Regions from separate parts of the Homo sapiens genome. Here region 1 is linked to region 2. A link is a contact called in ENCODE Hi-C or POLR2A ChIA-PET data. All regions are on one chromosome and are shown on one strand. Each heading gives the region's core, a stretch centred on a gene start or an enhancer-like site at or near the end of the contact. The rest is flanking DNA. Distances are from core to core; before and after follow the strand shown.

The links. A loop is a pair of places that touch in the nucleus more often than their neighbours do. ChIA-PET counts read pairs that join two places held with the same protein, here RNA polymerase II (POLR2A). Pooled maps may share reads with other maps.
Region 1: a loop to region 2 is called in a map of PC-9, with 3 times the contacts of the local background. The contact joins two enhancer-like sites. A Hi-C loop is called at or near these places in 2 of 168 maps with a recorded cell type or tissue (PC-3 and PC-9) and 8 of 50 pooled maps. POLR2A ChIA-PET finds 5 or more read pairs at or near these places in 1 of 52 experiments (WTC11).

What each region holds. Positions count from the first base shown.
Region 1 is chr2:172,336,776-172,343,827 of GRCh38, forward strand. All of the region lies in intron 4 of LOC107985960 (a long non-coding RNA gene), which reads left to right. Among named protein-coding and RNA genes, the nearest start is that of ITGA6, 87 kb to the right of the region's middle. Within about 2 kb of position 3,081, at least 4 of the 41 ENCODE cell types and tissues checked have a DNase peak (open chromatin) inside an H3K27ac peak, as active enhancers do.
Region 2 is chr2:172,167,531-172,174,584 of GRCh38, forward strand. No RefSeq gene overlaps it. Among named protein-coding and RNA genes, the nearest start is that of DLX2-DT, 68 kb to the left of the region's middle. Within about 2 kb of position 5,066, at least 4 of the 41 ENCODE cell types and tissues checked have a DNase peak (open chromatin) inside an H3K27ac peak, as active enhancers do.

The DNA.
Region 1 (7,052 bases), core at 1,831-4,330, 170 kb after region 2:
GATGGCCAGCTTAACCCCCTTTGCAGCGGTGTTGTGGAAGGGGCCTTAGTTGTGTTCTGTGCCCCAACAGATAGCAGAGGATTCAGTCACTAATGCCACTGGAATTTGAACTGACTCTGCTGCTGGAGCTTATATGTTTTTGTGCCTGCTTATTCATAAATGTTGGTATGTGTGGCAGAATTCTGAATGAAATCTGCCTTCATTTTCACACACCTCACAGTGAGGTCATTGGGGAGGGGAACTGTGGCTTTTATAGACCTCTAGCTATTGAAGATGGCCATTATCTGCCAAAAATGAACCTGACAGATGTGAATAGCCAAATTGACTTAGGTCAGTTGTCAGCAGCCTGGCCACCATGTTTGGATGGGCAACTGTCCCACAGTTGTGATTACTTAGAGCAGAAGGGGATATTGGTCTAAGCAGTGGCAATGGGTTCCTTCTCCTGCCAGTTTGGAATTCAGGCTGAGAAATAGGAGTCTCAGGCACTACTTACTGCTGAAGTGGAGGGAATGTAAGCCCACGAGTGATGAGGAGGACATGTGGGTGGCCAGGGAAGAAAGATGGTCTGCCGAGAGAAAAAGAGGGAGTGCACATGCAGGCAGGGATAGAGACCACGGGGCCCCACCAAGAGGGAGGGTGTGAGGGGCGGGAGTGAGGCTGCAGGGAGCTCCCGTGGCTCCTGCTGGCTTTCTGGTTCTAGGTTTTCAGCTCCTTGGGATCATCTGACTGGTCTTCCTGCCCTGAGGTTCCAGGATACACTCCTCTATCCTACAATAAATGACTCCCTGTTATTGATTAAGTCAGTTGTGCCCATCTGAACTCATTCAGGTGACCCTAATGAAGGCAGCACTAAGATCAGAGAGCAGAGGTCACTTGGGGCCAGTTTTGTCAGGTTTAAAGAAGTAAAGACTCTGAAGGTACACAACATAGTCAGCATCCAAGGTAGAAAACATGCACACCTATGGCTTGCTTCATGGGAGAATAAATTAGTGGAAATATGTTTACTAAAGAGAGTAGTTTTGATTATGTATTATATTAGAGTACATAGTTAAGTCATCTACTATGTAAGGTCCCAGCTTTCTTTTCTCTTGATGTAATTAGCTATTAGGTTTATGTTAAGCCTTATTGCTGTTTTGTTTTGCTTTTTAAATCCATCAGCATTTAAAGAAAAGAAAAAGCTGGGCTATAATGGAGAGAACACGAAAGATTAGGCTGTGTTGAGAACACCAGATTCTTACTAAACACCTACTCTGGGCAGCCTGGTATAGTGGAAAGCACTAATTCTGAGCTGAGAGGCCCACGTCAAGTTTTGGTTTAGTCTCTTCCTCAGAGTTCTCAGGCAAATAATTTCATCTTGTTTGGGCTTTTCTAGATTGTCTGTAAAACAAAGGGGCTGGAGTAGATATACTTTAAGATCTCCTGTAGCTCCTAAGGGCTATGATGTAGGATGTGCTGGGCATTATGCTATATTCAGTGGCCAACAGAAAAATGGGGACAATCCCAGGCCCTCATGGAGGTCAATGTTCAGCAGGTAAAATATGCATACAACCTTATTTAGTTTACAAAGAGGCAAAACACTACAGGAAAACATTTAACTTCCTCCAATAATTGTTGACTTAAAATACAAACTTAAATACCTTTGAAATTGGATGCTGAGAGGTTGATCATCTAAGTAAAGAAAGATCATCTAAAATAAAGGTAAGGCAAGGGCCCAAGAATACCTCCTCTTCACAGTTAGGGACCTTAGTTTTCCTTCTTTCTGTATTCCTAAAAATAAATAACCAGATAGAACTCTTTTACTTCCCCCCACCCCAAATCACCACATTTAACTTTTCAAATGGGAGAATCAGCCATTTAATGGAAAATCTGAATTTCGCATGGAGGATGAAACATAATAAAGGGAGAATTAAATCACAAGGCACCGAACAAGTATCTTCTGCCCCCTTACAGAGACTAGGCCCCTTTTTTGTAGAATTCATTTGAAAAATGGGGTAATGTGTGCCTACCCCACTTGCTTATTATCATGAACATTATCTTTAACACAATAGGCAATTTAATTCTGTTAATGATAATTTAATAATTTACAAAAAAAAATTTAATGCACAGGAGCCCTCCTTTATCCCCAATTTTTACATGAAGAAATGAGGCCCAGGGAGGTGAATCAGTTAACGTAAGGCCACACATTTGGTGCCTGGCAGATCCAAGGTTAGAACCATCCGCCTATATAAGCCCAGAAAATCCAGTGGACTCCATGGACTACAGGCAAGCAGATTTCTGGAGAGCACGTGTGAAATCTACATAGTGGGACAAAGCTTATGATTAAACATGGCAGACCTAAGCTTCTGCCTTCCAAAACCCCAACTAAAAATTCTAGTAGAGGAATAAAAAGGTACTAGTGCACAAAACCAGATACCAACTAAAAATTCTAGTAGAGGAATAAAAGGGTACCAGTGCACAAAACCAGATACCCTGGAAGAGGAGCTACACAGATTTTGAATTGGCTCCATGGTGTAGACAGATGGAAAGCAGGTGGAGGGGTGGTGATTGGTTTAGTCTTCAGAGGGCATTCCAAGGAGGAGTGTGCCATACCCACCCCTTTTCCTCCCAGCAGAACCTCAGAAAGGTTGAGGTTCTGGGGCACCAAGTGCTGCAGGAGGCAGGAAGGAGTTTGGCAACTGAATGCAGGGGGCTGCTTAGAAGTCTGGAATTAGATCCCTAAGTGTTCTCCCCGACTGGGCAACCACACAATTCCTCTCCCTCCCCTTCCTCTGCCACCTGCTTGCATAAGGCTGGAAGTTTTTCTCTAGAGATGTGGAACCAAAAAGGCTATGAACATAGCCACATTAGCACAGAGGAGGGCAGGAGTGAGGTTTGGAGCTGGTACTGGGGGAAAGTGAAAGTCAGCACTGACAATGATTGAATGGAGATGATGACCCCAGCTAGCCCCTGCCTCTTTCGCAGCCAGGCAGGCATCCTCTCCAGCCAGAGAGCAGGGATTCTGTCTGCCATGGGGGAACTGAGCTGCAGACAGAAGACCGACTAAAGTCCATTTGGGGCCCTACTCTGAAAAGGCTGCCTCAGTATTAGGTTTCTGTCAGTGAAATTCACCAGCTCACAAGCCTGCCCACGTGTCTCAAAGCAAACCCATGAATCAGAGTTTTGGATCTTCGTCTTCAATAAGAATGGGCATGCGAGGGCCACCTGATTCTGGAGGAAAGACTTCAACATAAAAGAGATCAAAATCATTCAAATGGGAAAAAATACTTAGGAGAAACAAACAATGAAAGGGAACAGAAGTAACCTTTATAAACATACAAAAACTTATTTGATATTGGTAGGGAGATAAGAGAGGGTGCTGTACCCGTGAATCCAGAACAGGATGCTTTAATTCAGAAATCATCAAAGGACAAGAAAGAAAGGTCTTAAAAGCCCTAAAAAAAAAAACACACACACACACACACACAACAACAACAACAACAAACTCCCAGAAAAATGAACAAATGAACAAAAAAACATGGACAACAGGGAAGACATGATAAGAAAATGAAAGGATTGGTCCTGGAGGGCTAACATTCACCTAAGAGGAATTCCAGAAAGACAAAATAAAGAAAATGAAAGTGAAAGAATGGGCAAAGAAATATTACCAGAATATTTCCTGTGGATTTGAAAAGATCCATGCCAGCTTATACCACTTTGGAATTTCAGAAACCGTGAATGAAGAGAAGACCGTAAACATTTCCCTAGACGGATAAAACAGGTTCTGTTCAGAGGAACAGAAAGTAGAAGGGCACAGGATTTCTCAGTAGCAACCCTGCACACCAGAAGGCAAAGGAAGTAAAATGATAGTGCACTCCTGTCCTCAGCATTGAGCAATTATCTAATAATGGAAACACAGAGGATAGATTTAACCAAAAATTATAATTTATCTATATCGAGAGAATAGAGGGAGGCAAAATATGGAGGAAAGTGTAAGAAAGAGTCTCCTAGCCTAATGGGAAGCTTATTGATGTCCCTACTGGATAACTCAATAGCAGCACAAGCATTTTATTTAGAAATTTGAAGGAGAATATAAGAAACAGCTGAAAGGGGACAGGTCAGGGGAGGAAAGCAGGAGACTGGCTTTGTCTGTTCCATGATAAGACTTGGACTTTCTAAATCACTTGCATGGACTACATGATAAGATCCCTGTAAGGACTTTGAAGAAAAGATTCCTTTTTTAAATTCCCTGATCTGATTGCTTCGACTTCTTGGAGGACGCAGACTGACCCTCGCTGTCTTACAACCTCTTCATTAATAGGGGATCTGGGTTCCCCTCTCTTGGGGGTATAGGACTTGTCTCTTGGAACAATGAGAAAAATAAGACTCCGCTGGGGCTTTATGCCTACGCTTACACAGGCAGATAAAATACATGAACTTTGTTCATTGTTCTCATGGGGATATTTACAGAGTTCTTTTCCCTCTTGCTGTTTATCTTTTGGCTGGGGTTCTAAGCGGAATGGACTCAGGTGGTGAGTAACGGCTGAATCTCATTGTTCCCCTCCCTTGGTGACACACCCTGAGCCTGTAACCCAGCAGCAGCTTTCGTGCCATGTCTACTGTCCCGTGGAGTAAAGCTAGTCTTGCCTTTGATGTCCTACTGGTTGTAAGGATTTTTTTTCTTTTTTTCTTTCTTTCTTTCTTTTTTTTTTTTTTTTTTTTTGAGACAGAGTCTCGCTCTGTTGCCCAGGCTGGAGTGCAGTGGTGCAATCTCGACTCACTGCAACCTCTGCTTCCTGGGTTCAAGCGATTCTCCTGCCTCAGCCTCCTGAGTAGCTGGGATTACAGGTACACGCCACCAAGCCCAGCTAATTTTTGTATTTTTAGTAGAGATGGGGTTTTACCATGTTGGTCGGGCTGATCTCGAACTCCTGACCTCGTGATCCACCCACCTCTGCCTCCCAGAGTGCTGAGATTACAGGCGTGAGCTAGTGCGCCTGGCTGATTTTTTTTTTCTTGACATTAACATGAACGTGGGTTTGTAAAAATCAATGCGGGACAAATATATTATGAAGAATGAGAGCTTAGGAGTTAAATGTAATGGAAATAAATCCTTGGAAAAGTTGGAGTGAATGAGTGGGGGAAGCTAGGTTAGGCAATGAACTACTGTGGTTCTCTACTGCTGTTTTGTTTTGGTTTGTGTTTTGGATTCTAAGCTATGAGAATCTTCCAATTTAGATTTTAATAGACCTCTTAGAAGTGCTATAGCTCAAGGAAAAGAAGGATATATTCTGCCGATTCTATCTCTTTGGAGTTTGTGTTCTCAAACCTACAAGCAGTGTCTCCTTCCTGTAAATCACAAATTCCTGCAATGCCTCATAAAAGGGTCATCTTCCTTGGACCTTTTATCTGGTGGGAGCTGTGTGCACCACTGAAGGGGAGGAAAGGAGGATGCTGCCAACAGTGATCAGTGACCTTCGGGAGAAGCAGAGGCCACGGACCTCCCAGCAAAGGAGTGGCCCTCTGCCAGGACACAGGGCTCCCTGCCTTCTGCCTCGGCTTCCTTCTCCTCCCCTTGGTGCTTCCTTTCTTTTCCCATTAGGGCTTGAAGTCCATTTTCACCTGATTAAGGGAAGGAGCCCTCACAGACTGCACCTCCCAGGAATGGCCTAGGCTCCACTCCATGAGCTCCCTCCCTCTCCCTCCTCTGCCACCACCTCCTCCTCCTCCTCCTCCTCCTCCTCCTCCTGCTCTTCCTCCTGCTCCTTCTCCTCTTTTTCCTCCTCCTTTTCTCTCTCTCTCTCTCCCCCTCCCTCCCCCTCCTTTTTATAAGATCTAATAAATACATTTTTCAGTTAACTGCTGAATCCTTTAAGGAAAATAGATGTGTACCTCTATAGTTTTGTTGAGACTAGGGGAGATGGGGAATTTATATTTCCTCAACATGTTTTATTTACAATCCTCCTGGTGCTTGAGAAGAAAAACACATGAAGACTGCCCTTGGATAAGATCTGTGCTGAGTTTAATCAAGTGCACTCCAGTCTAGCTCAGCCTTAAACCAGAGTGTGTGGGAGCAGAACTTGCGGTGAAAGCCACATTTGATTAAGAACACTCATTAACATTTGAAAAGCAAATCCGTGTCTCCACTGGGCTTCTACATGTCTGATTTCAAGAAGCTTATCCAGGCCCTGACTTTCTCTTCCAGAAGACCCCTCTCATGACTGTTTCTGCATCTGCCAACAAAATTAATCGCCCTCATCTCTTGCACACTGACAGTCTAGAAGATTCTAGAAGATGCTGGGTTTTTTTTGGTGTTTACCACAAACAAAAGGCCAATGCTTTCAGCAGCTGCCCAGCCAGAGGGGTTTCGGAGTAAGTTTCAACAAATCCAAGTTGAATTACAGGCCACCTTCTCTCTCTGGGGCTGCCCAGTCTTCTTATCAGTAACCTCAGCTTCTGAGGCCAAGTAGGGTATTTTACTTGTCAAAGTAAGTTTGCTTCCTTAAGAAAAAAGGAGAAACAACGCACCACTTTCTTACCTGATGGGAAAATAAATCTTCAGTTTGCAGTTTGGGGAAAATGGTATGGTATTTACATCTTACAGAGTTTTATGTTGCATTTACAGTATTGCTTACAGAATGCAAAAATTTTCTTGTTTCTTACTTAATGCAAAGAAACCAAGGACAAGAGAAGTTCCGTCCCATTCAGTTCATACAATAGTATTTCTTAAACATAACTGGCATCAGGATTACCTGGGATGCCCAGGCATCCTGATTCCATAGGACCCCATTTAGAGAAACACTGACCCTTGTAAGTGTCACAAAATTGGAAACGGCCTTGAAGCTCCTGGGTCCCACCCTTCATTCTACAGAGGGAAGACTAGTCCAGAAACCTGAAGAGGTTCTCCCAGGCTCCTATATCCCACACAACTCCTGCTGCTCACCAGAAGCAGAATCAGGCCCAGATTTTGGTCCTGGGCCCTCTAGGTGTCCTGCCCTGCCCAGCAGCCCTGGCTGTTCTGCAACCTCATTTATTTCCTGCTCTCTTCCTCTCGCCCCTGCCCCACAGTTGCTTCC
Region 2 (7,054 bases), core at 3,816-6,315:
AAAGATGATTTAGGGTATCTGGCAGAAGCCATTTCTAAGCAGCAAAGCATTCAAGAGGTGAGTTGGGTACTGTTAAAGACATTCAGTTTTATAAGGGAAGCAGAGCATAAAAGTTTGGAAAATTTGCAGCCTGACTATGTGATAGAAAAGAAAAACCCATTTTCTGGGGAGAAATTCAAGCCTGTGGCAGAAATTTGCACAAGTAGCAGGGAGCCTGATGTTAATCCCCAAGACCACGGGGAAAATGTCTCCAGGCTGAGACCTTCACGGCAGTCCCTCCCATCACAGGTCTGGAGGCCCAGGAGGTAAAAAAAAAATGGTTTCATAGGCCGGGCCCAGGGTCCCTGTGCTGTGTGCAGCCTATAGACTTGGTGCCCTGTGTCCCAGCTGCTCCAGCCATGGCTGAAAGGGGCCAATGTAGAGCTCATGCTGTGGCTTCAGAGGGTGGAAGCCCCAAGCCTTGGCAGCTTCCATGTGGTGTTGAGTCTGTGGGTACACAGAAGTCAAGAATTGAGGTTTGGGAACCTCCACCTAGATTTCAGAAGATGTATGGAAATGCCTGGCTGTCCAGGCAAAAGTTTGCTGCAGGGGTGAGGCCCTCATGGAGAACCTCTGCTAGGGCAGTGTGGAAGGGAAATGTGGGGTTGGAACCTCCACACAGAGTCCCTACTGGGGCACTGCCTATTGGAGCTGAAGAGGTCCACCATCCTCCAGAACCCAGAATGGTAGATCCACAGACAGCTTGCACCGTGCACCTGAAAAAGCTGCAGACACTCAATGCTAGCCCGTGAAAGCAGTTGGGAGAGAGGCTGTATCCTGCAATGCCACAGGGACAGAGGTGCCCAAGACCATGGGAACCCACCTCTTGCATCAGCGTGACCTGGATGTGAGACCTGGAGTCAAAGGAGATCATTTTGGAGCTTTAAAATTTGACTACCCCACTGGATTTCAGACTTGCATAGGCCCTGTAACACCTTTGTTTTGGCCAATTTCTATTTTGGAATGGCTGTATTTACCCAATACCTGTACCCCCATTGTATCTAGGAAGTAACTAGCTTGCTTTTGATTTTACAGGCTCATAGGCGCAAGGGACTTGCCTTGTCTCAGATGAGACTTTGGACTGTGGACTTTTGGGTTAATGCTGAAATGAATTAAGACTTTGGGAGACTGTTGGGAAGACATGATTGGTTTTAAAATGTGAGGATATGAGATTTAGAGGGGCCAGGGGTGGAATGATATGGTTTGGCTGTGTCCCCACCCAAATCTCAACTTGAATTGTATCTCCCAGAATTCCCATATGTTGTGGGAGGGACCCAGGGGGAGGTAATTGAATCATGGGGGCCAGTCTTCCCCATGCTATTCTCATGATAGTGAATAAGTCTCATGAAATCTGCTGGGTATATCAGGGATTTCTGCTTTTGCTTCTTCCTCATTTTTGTCTTGCCGCTGCCATGCAAGAAGTGCGTTTCACCTCCCACCATGATTCTGAGGCCTCCTCAGTCATGTGGAACTGTAAGTCCTATTAAACCTCCTTTTCTTCCCAGTCTCGGGTATGTCTTTATCAGCAGCTTGAAAATGGACAAATACAGGAAGCAGTGTAGTAACTGGACATAAATATTTTACTTCATGTTATGACTTTATGGCTGTGATTATCTTTAGCAGTGTTGCATGGTTGTGGCTTAGAATAGTTACTCTTGCCAAATCCTTGAGAACCTTCAACTGTTTAGTCACTTATTTTTGGCTTCTCTGATACTTATTGACATTCTTTCTGAGGACTTGCCCAGCAGGTAAATTATAAGTTTGTGCCAGAGTGTGTTCTGTGGAATATTGCTTCTGCAAATAGGATTTCATGGTTGAATAATTTTGAAAATCACTGTATAGTGTATCTCACTCTTGGAGATTCACAATGCACATTTAGGACGTTACAGGCTTTGCAAAATCCTGTAGAAAAGAAACCAATTTAATTTGTTTAGTCCAGCATTTCCTAAACTTCCTTGCTGTAGTGGGTTGAATGGTGGTCCCCTCAGAACACCCATGTCAAATCCCTGGAACCTGTGGCTGTTACCTTATTTGGTAAAAGATTCTTTGCATATGTAATTAAGTTAAGGATCTTGAGATCATCCTGTATTATTCAAGTGGGCTTTAAGTCCAGTGATAAGTGTTCATATAAGAGAAAGGCAGGGGTAGATTTGAGACAGAAGAGGAGAAGACAGACACAGAAGAGAGAGACAGTAAGGCAGAGGCTGAGGTTGGAATGGTGTGGCCACAAGCCAAGGAAGCCATAAAATATTAGCCACCAGAAGCTGGAAGGCCAGGCCCCTAGAAGGAAATGAGCCCTACTGATACCTTGATTTCAGACTTCTGGCCTCCAGAACTTTGAGGGAATACATTTCTGTTGTTTTAAACCATCCATTTTAAGGCAATTTGTTAGGCAGCCCTATACAATGGATACCCTTGCCCATAAAGATATTAAAAAAAAACAACAACAACTTTTCAAGGAAAAACTACTGTGTATGCTCAAATATGAGGCAAGGGTTTTTTTCTTCCAAATTATCTCTCAGAAAAGATGGAGTATCCTAATATTCAAGGGCTTCCGAGGTCTCATATTTCAGAGCATTTTCTGGATTACTTACTTTTAAATGACTAAGGTATTGTATGGAAAAAGCACAATACTGAAACCAATCAATACTAGTTTTAGTTGATGATAAAGGTTATCTGATGGAATTGGTTAAAAAAAAAGAGGGGGAAAAATACATTTAGCACAAAATTAGTAACTATTATTGGGAGTATGAGGCAGTTGCTGTGGACTACCTTACTCACCATGTATTCTAACTTTCTTCTATTGTCTTAGGCCAGGTGCTGTGGCTCATGCCTGTTATCCCAGCACTTTGTGAGGCCAAGGTGGGAGGATTGCTTGAGGCCAGGAGTTTGAGACCATCCTGGACAACATAGTGAGATCCAGTGTCTACTTTTTTATATACATAAAAAAGAATCTGTCTTCTTATACTGAAGAATCCGGAAAGCTAAAAACAATCTTTTCTAGACCTTCTTGCAGTAAGAATTTTGGATGTACTTTAGGTTCTGACATTCAGATGCACTTGCTTATATAAATCTTGGCTTTGGAAGGTGGCATTCATTTTTGTTTGTGATTGGTAGCAGATATGATATGCAGCAGCAGCAAGCTTGGCCGGCAGCTTCTTGATTGTAGCAGAGGTGGCATCATTTCACACGGGGCCGCCATAGCAGCAGAGCCAGATTTGGCTTGGGGCTTTTTGTTCTCTGGCCAATTATCTGATGTGACTTTGGAATTATTACTAGAAGCTCAGTCTAGAGTCTGTTTCTTGCCAAACTCTCCCCTACTACCTCCAGTTCGGTGATTCTGGAAGTTATATGACACCCTGTTACAAATCTCTTGCTCAAACTAGCCAGGAGCTAGACCCTTATTCTCTGTAGCTAGACCCTTACTGATTGATGCAGGGCCTGACCTCCCCATGTGACTATTGACTGGGTGCTGGTGTAAATCAGCAATGACAAAAAAGCAATACAGTTAGTGAATATGTTGAAGAGATCACAAATCTATACCTATAGGATACATTTTTTAAAACTCTGAATTTATCAAATTATGGCTTAGTATTAAATGTCCGGTGGTAGCTCACACATGGGTTCAAAAAATATTGTTTGTAAATAAAAATGACTGTGTTAGATGCCCTAAGATACGTCTCTTCTTCTGACTAAGATATTGAAAAACTCAGGTAAGAGTTTAAATAAAATTGCTTCATAACATGTCAGAGTAGAAAAAAAGCATTATTTCAAAATCAATGTGTTATTTCACATGTGTGATTTAAGCTTTTATGTGTAACCAAATGAATAAATCCAATCCTATACACTGACATTTAACTCATATATATCCTAAACATTTATGTTTTCAAGTTGGCTAAAAGAATTCCTAAAACCGCAACTTTTTTTTTTGAGGAACTTTTCTCTTGCAACACGTGGGCTCACCATATGTTCAGGGTGCCCTGATGTTCAAGTTATATGGTATTAATATGGCCTGAAACTGAAGTGCAGAGGGCATCCATTGAAAAATGCTGGTCTACTGGATCAAGGTTCACCATAATATATGGTTATTTGGTGTTCAATAAACTTTTTTTTTTTTTTAAGACAGATTCTTACTTTGTCACCCAGGCTGGAGTGCAGTGGTGCCATCTTGACTCACTGCAACCTCCGCCTCCCGGGTTCAAATGATTCCTGTGCCTCAGCCTCGCGAGTAGCTGGAATTACAGGCGCGCACCACCACACCCGGCTAATTTTTGTATTTTTAGTAGAGACAGGGTTTCACTATGTTGGCCAGGCTGCTCTCGAACGCCTGATTTCAGGTGATCCACCGGCCTCAGCCTCCCAAAGTGCTGGGATTTTAGATGTGAGTCACCGCGCCCAGCCCAATAAACTTGTTAAGTGACAAATAAAATTGGCGAGTGAGTGTTGCTGTTGTGACTTTGCTGCTTTTTTCTTTCCTGTTCTTAACTGCTGCAGGGTTTCTTTCTGTCTTGGTGCCTATTCCTAAGACAGATGAGGAAGATAGGATCTCTGCTTCATGGAGCTTGTAGGTTCTGCTAAAGGGAATGACATGCAGATTCAATTCACAGGGAACGTGGTAAGAGCTGAGAGACTGTTACAATGGCCGCGAAAGCCAGCGAGCCAGGGGACATTTCCACTTAGCCAGAGGCCAACGTCACAAAGCAGGTGGCATTTTGGTCGAGCCTGCTTATAAGCCTAGTGTCTATAGATTTTATTAAATCATTAGAGTCATTCTTCAGGTAGAAACGGACCTTCCTTGACTTCATAAATTACAAGATGTCTGGAATTCTGAATTTTATCCCTCCAAGTCCCTCCACCGGAACTTTCCAGCACTTCGATTTTCTTCTACAGCGTGAGGGAAGGGTCAGGTTTAGACATTGTCTTGGCAAACAGATCAGCCCTCTCCATTTAGGAAGGAGGAGGGAAGCTGCTCCCGCGGCCACATTTCCTGGAAGGCTGCAGGTGAGGGCTCGGGCGGTGGCGGGCCGTGGTCCGGCGCAGTTTCCCCGCGGCCCGCTGGGTCGCACTGTGGCCTTAGGAATGTGGGCCGGGGCGGGGCGGCTTGGGAGCGCGCTGCAGCCAACGCCGCGTTCAGCCCCGGGCGCAACTGCAGCCGTGCCGGGGGCCTCCGGGGCCCCGACCGACCGACAGCTCTTTCAGACCGCAGCGAAGTTTGCACACACGACAGCACGTCCCGGGGCTAGGATCTTGCCCGCCTGCGGGGCTGACCTGCACCACCCTTGGGGAAGCGCGAACTGCCGCCCCGCTGCCGGGAGTTAGGCGCCCGGGCCTGGGTCGCCCCCACAGACGGCTCGGACGGCACGAACGAGCGGACCCCAAGGATAGTGGGCTGGGGAGGGGTCCAGTCGTGGTCACGGAAACGGGTGGTCCTCGCGCCGGGCTGCACTCATTCTGACTAGCAATATGCTGGTGGAAAGTGCTACTCCAATGCCTTTATCGTTGCGTTGCTATCATTTTCTTTATATCTACATAAATTTTTTTATTTTATTAAAAAAATATTTTTTTGGCCTTGCTTCCTCCTCCAGCGTTTGACTTTCCATTGTTGCTCAGTGCTTGGGTGGGATGTGGACTCTCTTTCCTTGTGACAGCAGAGCTCAGAGTACCATGAATCTCCCTCCCCTCTACCTTGCTTTAAATGGCTATTTCTTTCTTTTTTTTTTTTAGTTAACTAAAAATGGAAAAAATAGTAAGTGCACATGGTAGAAAATTCAAACAGTACAGAAGCCTCTTCCCCTTTCAGAGCAGGCAGCCACTGCTAATATTTTCTTTTGATTCCTTCCAGAACACAAGTATATGGCTATCTCCTTTCAAATGCGTCCCCATCCCCAAACTGGGTCATCTGCCCTGCCGCCTCAGCTCCCCCTTTATCATGTATCTTGGAGATGACCTCACATCAGCATGTGTGGGTGTACGGCATTCTTTTAGATGGCTGCCTGGTGTTCTGTATGTTATACCAGCACCCCGTAATTATTCTATCGGCCACGATGGAAGGATATGGCGGTTGTTTCCAGTCTTTTGCTATGACAAACAATTCTGCAGTGAACATCTGTGTGTATATCTTTGAGTACGTGTGCAACCATGTCTATAGAATACATTCCTAGAAGTGGAATTGTCTCCTTGAAAAATATTTGCATTTAAAATTTTATAGATTTTGCCAATTGACCACCAAAGGTGGTACCTATTGATACGCTCATCAGTGACTGCTCCCCATTTCCCTCGTTGTTCACACTAGGTTTATCGCACTTTTAAAATATTTGCCAAGGTGAGCAAATAGGCTTTAAAAGTAGAATTTCATTCTAGTTTTCATCTTTTAAATTGTGAGTACAATTTATTCTTTTCCACATGAAAAAAGAGCTACTTGAATTCTATGAGCAGATGGTTCACATCGTTTTCCTATTTCTATTGGATTATTGGATTGCAAATGATTTTTATCCTTCTTGCACATGACCAGTTAATCTCTGGTTATAATATGCCAGGACCCCATTTCTGAAAGAATTCATACTTTTTGCACGTAAAAGAAGCAAGTCAAAATTCTAGTTCCTTAGTTCCTTACAGTTTTCATCTTCTAATGCTGGCCTCTACCCTACCTGATTTTTTTTTTTCTTTTTTTTTTTTTTTGAGACGGAGTCTCGCTCTGTCGCCTGGGCTGGAGTGCAGTGACGTGATCTCGGCTCACTGCAACCTCTGCCTCCCAGGTTCAAGCGATTCTCCTGCCTCAGCCTCCTGAGTTGCTGGGGCTACAGGTGTGTGCCACTGCGACTAGCTAATTTTTGTATTTTTATTAGAGACGGGGTTTTGCCATGGTCGCCAGGCTGGTCTTGAATTCCTGACCTCAAGTGATCTACCCGTCTCAGCTTCCCAAAGTGTTGGGATTACAGGCATGAGCCATTATGCCCGGCTTCTTTGCCCTACCTTTTAAAATGTGTAAATCTCGGCCGGGCATGATGGCTGACGC